Regions from separate parts of the Mus musculus genome. Here region 1 is linked to region 2. The links are chromatin contacts, found by Hi-C in ENCODE. All regions are on one chromosome and are shown on one strand. Each heading gives the region's core, a stretch centred on a gene start or an enhancer-like site at or near the end of the contact. The rest is flanking DNA. Distances are from core to core; before and after follow the strand shown. Region 1 has its middle 18 kb from the start of Zmiz1. Region 2 has its middle 9.7 kb from the start of Gm31775.

Region 1 (2,970 bases), core at 248-2,747, 790 kb after region 2:
CCATAAACTCTCTATGCCTCAGTTTCTCCATCTGTCACACAGGCTTGCAGTACTAGTAGAGAGGGCATGCTGCCAGACTACAGTTTGCAGGTACATGAAATATCACATTACTTATTGCCACAGTGCCAGGGAACCCAGAGCCTTGCACACACGAGACAAGCACGACCATTCGGCTACCTCCCCATTTTAAAATATCACACTCATCAAGCCTGGTGGAGTGATGCACCTTTAATCCCAGCAACAAAGGGGCAGAGGCAGGAGGATCTAGATTTGAGGCCAGCCTGGTCTATGCAGTGAGTTCCAGGATAGCCAGAGTCCCTTGGTGAGACCTGGTCTCAAAATAAACTAAAAGGTGATAAAATAGAATATCACACTCTTGAGATTTCTTTTAGGAAGCTGAACATGGCCGCCCTGCCTCTGGCAGTGCCAAGCTCTCGAATCTCTGTCTCCCATTGGAAGGCAGACATCCTCAGGGAGGATAACCTGCCCAGGAAGGTTAGGCAGGGTCTGTATCACCCAGTCTTTTCTAACCATCACTGAAGTTCCATGACCTGAGATGGTGTGGCCCTGGCATCTTGTGACATCTTGTGGCATCTTGCCTCAGTGGGTCAAGGTTGGAGCAAAGCACCAGACCCATCCTTACAGGGATGCAAAAGGCTAGATGACACTCCAGGCCTGGGTCTGTAATCTGTTTTCTGCCCTGTCTGACCCTCTTCCAATCCCAGCCCTCAGGAGCTCCCTGGAACTCACAGCTCAAAACCAATGAGGAAGGGGGAGGGGAGAAATGAGAGAGTTTCTGGCTCCTGGCAGGCTTGGGGCTGTTCCCTGCAGCCTTCAAGCCCCAAAGCAGAGAAAGGCAGAACCTGGTGGGTGTGGTGGCACAGGCTGTAATCCAGCACCCGGGAAGCTAAGGGGGAGGAGCTAAGGGGGAGGAGCTTGAATATGAGGCCAGCCTGGGCTACACAGAGTCCATCAAGGAAGGAAAAGAAGAAAGGAAACAGGAAGGGATTGAGGGAGAGAGGGATGGAGGAAAGGAAGAAGGGAGGAAGAAAGGAAAGGAGGAAAGAAGGAAGAAAGGAATGAAGTGAGGGAGGTGGTTTGGAGCCATTCTGCAGGAAATAACCAGTAAAAATTGAGCATCCCTATTCAGAAATGTCCAGAGTCTGAGCTTTTTTGAGTGTGAATATGATGGTCACCCTGGTCCCTAACTGCAGATGGCCTCCTTCACTGACCCATCTCCCCCAGCGGGCGGGTAGGAAATAGGATTGACAGAATCCCACACTGTTTCATGTGGAGCTGCTTGGAGGACAGAGGGCATAGCCAGCTGTGGCTGCCCAGTAGTAGCTCACACGACCTTCATCCTCAAACCACACCCCCCCCCAATCCTTTGGCTCTCACCATCCCACAGTGCAGTCTGTGCCAGAGATGGTGGAGAGTTCTAGAGAGCCTAAGATTCTTAGAGAAGCATGTGTCACAAAGCAAGGTGCTCAAGGCATTTGCACAGTGTTCCTGCTCCACTGAAGTCCTATTGCCAAGAGAGAAAAAGCAGCTGGCTCGTGCAATGGGTGTGTGACTGCCAGCCTTGTAGGGTACACAGGTCCTAATGACAGTTAAAATTAGAACACACTGGAGAAGCATCTTTATTATGAGACCTGAGCAGCATGGGGGCGGGGGGAGGGACCCAGGTGCTGCACAAGCTAGCTCAGGAATAGAAAAGACCAATGTCCTTTCTCTTGTGCAGACCAGAAACTGTGAAGGAAGCCTGAATTCCTGCCCTAGGCCCTGGCCTGTCTATCTGGGAAATGGGTGCAATGACCCTTGTAGACTGTAAAAGACAAAGCCGGACTTCATTTAAAGAAGCTTGCTGAATGGGGCTGCGAGCCAGTTCAGTGTATAAAGATCTTTTCTGCTAGACAATCTGCAGGACAGACCTTTGCAGATTGTCCTGTGGCTTCCACACTGTTAGCAGTGCACCCTCAATCAATCAATCAATGTAACAATAAAAAACTTGCTGAAGAAAAGGTAGCTCTAGTCACATATCCTCCTTCAAGACGGAAAACCAGGGGACATGGTGGTTTTATTTCCACCTCCTTGGCAATACTAATAGGAGGGTCCTGTTCAAAGCCCCACCCAAGTCATGGAGGCTCATTTTTCTGAACGAATACTGGAGATAACCACCCTGGCTGAGTTCCTCTTCCTGTTCTCTTCCTGGCCCAATGTGACGGCAATCCAGAAGCATGCTGTCTAGGCTGCTTAGGCCTGCTCCAGGAGACAGAATGTAGGGAACAGGCCCCAAGGCTAGAGCTGGGGTTCTCAAAACATGAAGTTGATGAAAAACGGATGCTCAGGTCCTGGGAGGGGGGTTCTGTGCCAACACTCCCCAGGGATGCCAGGGATGCTGCAGACCGAGGGAAAGGAGACTTCCCATCTCTTACCTGCCAGATGGAGCAAGGCAAAGATGGGGGACTCTGTCCCTGATGGGCAGGAGGAGACAATCTGACCTCTGTGATTCTTGCTCTTTGTGAGAAGGTGAGTCACTTATTTTTTCTGAAGAGTTGAAATCCCCTTGGTGGCCTTCAGTCCTGCTCTGTTCTGCTGCCTTCAGGGTCGTTCTAGAACAAGATCATAGCACACATTTTCTCACCAGCCTTCAGAGCTCCCCATCACTTCTGCCATCTTTCTCTACCTGGCTGACCACTAAAGCTTCCTCCGGCTCCTGCTAAGCACACAAGGCCTCCGGCCTCCTGCATCCCAGCTCCAAAGTCTTCTGGCTGCTAGAATCTCTTCCTTGTTTCTCATTCACGAGCTAAGACTTCCGATACTCAAGAGAGACTAAACTGTGTGGCTAAAGGCCCCACAGTGGGTGGACTTGAAATTCTAATTGAGATCCTAAGAGCTTGACACAGCAGCTTTGGGAAGCTGTGTTGCTTAGCTCTGTTGTAGCCCCTGTGCTAGGCAGACCAGTAAAGA
Region 2 (3,399 bases), core at 755-3,254:
GGAAGTGATGTGGAAAGGGCAGAGAATGGATCCATGTTTAGCAGCAGGAAGCCTGGCAGACTACGTGTAGATAGGGCAGAGGCCCCAGTGGCAGCTAGAACCACAGCTTCAGTAGTGCCACCAAAGTCCTTCAGGATGAGGACCCCGGCAGGCTCCCCACTGGGTGGCTCTGTGGCCTTGTGACACAGTATCTATAGGAGATATGTTTGTGCATTGGGCGCAGTGTCACCAAGGTGGAACCTTTACTGCCGTATGTGTATGTGTGTGATATGCATACATGCATATTTAGATATGTTCTCACAGGTATTCTATCCTATCACTGTCTATCTTAATCCCTAGAGACAGGGTCTCTCACTGAACACTGGGGCCGGCAAGTAGCAATTCCCAGCGATCCTTCTGACTCTCCTACTCCCCAGAGTTAGAAGCTTATGTGACTGACCATGTTCCACTTTTTATGTGTGTGCTAAGCTCTGTTCCTCATGCATGTGCAGGGAGTGCTCCTACCCACTGAGCCCTATCCCCAGCCCTATGCCTTGCTTGCTTTGTGGGTTTTTTTTTTTTTTTTTTTTGCATGTCCTCATCTCTGCCTCTGACCAGCTGAGCCAGGTTACCCCAGATGCTATAGCTGCTGGGACTGTCTATGCATATGCTTGTGAACAACTGGGCTCAACTCTTCCGTGGGGTGTCTGACAGGATGGAGCAGTCACCTTTATCCACTGCCTGTTGTGGGGTGGGGCCAAGGTGCATCCTAGCTGGTAGGTAGAGGTGTTTTTGGGGTGCGTTAACTTTTTGATGGCCTGACCAGATGTGTGTTCAGGACAAGTTACTCTACATGTGGAAAGCAAAGATGTCTCTGGAAGACCCTCCAGTGGTTTATGCCTCTCATGTCAGTGTTTAGGAGGCAAATCATGAGTTTGAGGCCAGCCTTGTCTACATAGGGAATCCAAGAGCGCCCTGAGCTACACAGCAAGACCATGAAGCCCACCAGAAGATAAGGATCAAGGGCAAGACGCTGTGGTGGGGTGCCTGCCTAGCATGCCTAAGATACTTGGTTGATCCCTGCACTTCAGGAAGAAGAACATCATAGGGAATGAGCAAAGGTGATATGGTGACTTGGGACAGTGGCCTTTCTGACTAGTTTGTTACATCCAGCCAAGACTTCCCCATGCAAGTGAGGGCGTTGGGGATGGCTTCCTAAGACTGTTAGAATAGGCATCTCTCCTGCTTCTCATCCCATGCTGCACTCTCTGCTAAGGGGTCTTTCTGCAGGAACCCACCCCTCAGTTAAGACCCTCAAATAGTGAAGTGTATTTGGAAATGAGAAACAGGACTTAGGGCTAATTGGGCCTGGTACAGAATCATAGGCTCACTGAGTTTCTTTGGAGGAGTCTTAGAAGGCTCCAGCCTCATCCTAACCATGCAACTGAGGAACTCAGCATCCCCTTACCCCTGAGGGGCATTTGATGCCATGGTCATGACACCTTTTTGCAAAGAAAAATGGTATTTTTGAGGCTCACGTCTTATGTGGGGCTCCTAGAACCTATGGCTGTCCCGGAGATACTGTGGCTTAGGGATAGGGCTTCATTCTATGGAACTCCATCCTACGTAGCTCTTTCAGGGCAAGAGTATGGACCTGGAGTACAGGTGGCTTGTTTTTCTTTGTCTCCCTCAACGTTGACTTGAGGCAGATGGCAGCCTCCAAGTTCACACATGCTGGGTGCAGAAAAGCCCATTCCTCAGAGCACAGATTGGAGATGTCCCTGCAGGCTGGGACAGGGGTGGCTGTTCTGAAATGGGGAGCTAAGACCTTCAGGTGGAGCCAGAGGCAGCAGGGAACCAAGGTAGGAAAAGGATAGGGACAGGCGTGAACTGATTGTCAGGCAGTGCACGCTTCCCCGGGCCAATCGTGATTTCTGGGGCATCGAATCAGAAGAGTGGGCTGGGCCCCGTGTCACTGTCAGTGCTGCCCTTCCTAACTGCTGACACAGCTCCTCTCCGGACCCTCCTTTGTCCTTTATCTGGCCTGAGAACACATCCACACCCCAGCTGGCTGCCCTGGCTGCAGGCATCACGTCACTGGGCACAGGAAAGATACTGCTGCTATGTTTAGTGTTAAAGTAAGCCTTGCAGCTGCCTTTCTCCATGGAAACAGGTGGGGCTGCAGCCTTGTCTGTGGAAAGAAACTGGCCATTTATTGAGTGCCAGCTGTGTACTCTGCGTACTCTGCTGAAGACTGTGTTAGCTTATTTCATTCCAGCCTTACAGTGGTGCGTTCATAGAATAACACACTCCCCTTTCAGAAAAGCAAAACGAAGGAGGGTTTGGTCAGTAAAGGACAGGTCTGGTGACTTCCATCTGGCTTATTTTGCATCCTTGCTACCTTCCTGAGGGTCCCTAATGGTAGCTGAAGGGCTACTTTCTTGAGGAGCCCTGATGGTAGATGAAGGGTAAGCAAGACCACCCGTAAGCTTATTTTTTCTTGAAGATCATACTTGGGCACAAAAGATGGAGGACAGAGTGAAGGTGTGTATGTGTGTATGAGTGTGGGTGTTGTCACACATGTCCTACTTTCCTGCTGCAAGATCTTAGAGTTAACCTCCTCTCAGGCTGGAAACCTTGGTTAGACATGCTTAAAGACAGGACTGCATCTGTGGGAAGCCAGGATTCTGGGAGCTGGATCTCTACTCCTAGGCGGAGGCAGGGGTGTGGACGAGGCAGAAAGTTATGACATCCTCTGCTCCAGATGTGTGAGTGAGAGTGTGTGTGTGTGTGTGTGTGTGTGTGTGTGTGAGAGAGAGAGAGAGAGAGAGAGAGAGAGAGAGAGAGAGAGAGAGAATGTGTGAGTGTGTGGTGTGTATATGTATGTGTGTGTGTGTGTGTGTGTGTGTGTGTGAAAGAGAGAGAGAGAGAGATTTTTAGGAGCTTCCTATTTGTATCCCCATTTTACAGAAGGGAGGCCTGGGACTGGAAAAGGGAACTGTTCAGATATTTCCTAAAGAATTACCAAACCCAAGATGGCAGCTATGCTGTGAACAGATGTGGGAACCTCAAGGCCCAGACAAGATAGAAAAGGTCTCCTCACCAGCCAGCAGGCCACTCCTCTGGAAAATCCTACGAACTGGCTGGTATTTAAATGGCAACCCCCTTTACATTGCACATACACTTTTACCTCAGTTTACCTCTAAAACCCCATACGTACAACAGTGACTTGGACTAGCATGTGCCAAGGCAACATGGGGCAGTCTAGAGTCCCCAAGCCCTGATAATGGCAGAATGACAAATTGTTGTTTTCTGAATTTCTGTCCCAGAGCTGCTCCTTGAATGACCAGGAAATGTGGCTTGAGGGAGAACTTAGACAATTTGCTGTGGAATTCAAGCCCTCAGATCCTTCGCTTTCTT

Evidence for each region. Hi-C counts contacts between places; a loop is a spot of excess contacts on that map.
Region 1: a map of T-helper 17 cell shows a loop between it and region 2 (4-fold over the local background). The contact joins two enhancer-like sites. A Hi-C loop is called at or near these places in 1 of 37 maps with a recorded cell type or tissue (T-helper 17 cell).

The regions. Positions count from the first base shown.
Region 1 is chr14:25,439,439-25,442,408 of GRCm38, forward strand. No RefSeq gene overlaps it. Among named protein-coding and RNA genes, the nearest start is that of Zmiz1, 18 kb to the right of the region's middle. Within about 2 kb of position 1,498, at least 1 of the 3 ENCODE cell types and tissues checked has a DNase peak (open chromatin) inside an H3K27ac peak, as active enhancers do.
Region 2 is chr14:24,653,692-24,657,090 of GRCm38, forward strand. No RefSeq gene overlaps it. Among named protein-coding and RNA genes, the nearest start is that of Gm31775, 9.7 kb to the right of the region's middle. Within about 2 kb of position 2,005, at least 1 of the 3 ENCODE cell types and tissues checked has a DNase peak (open chromatin) inside an H3K27ac peak, as active enhancers do.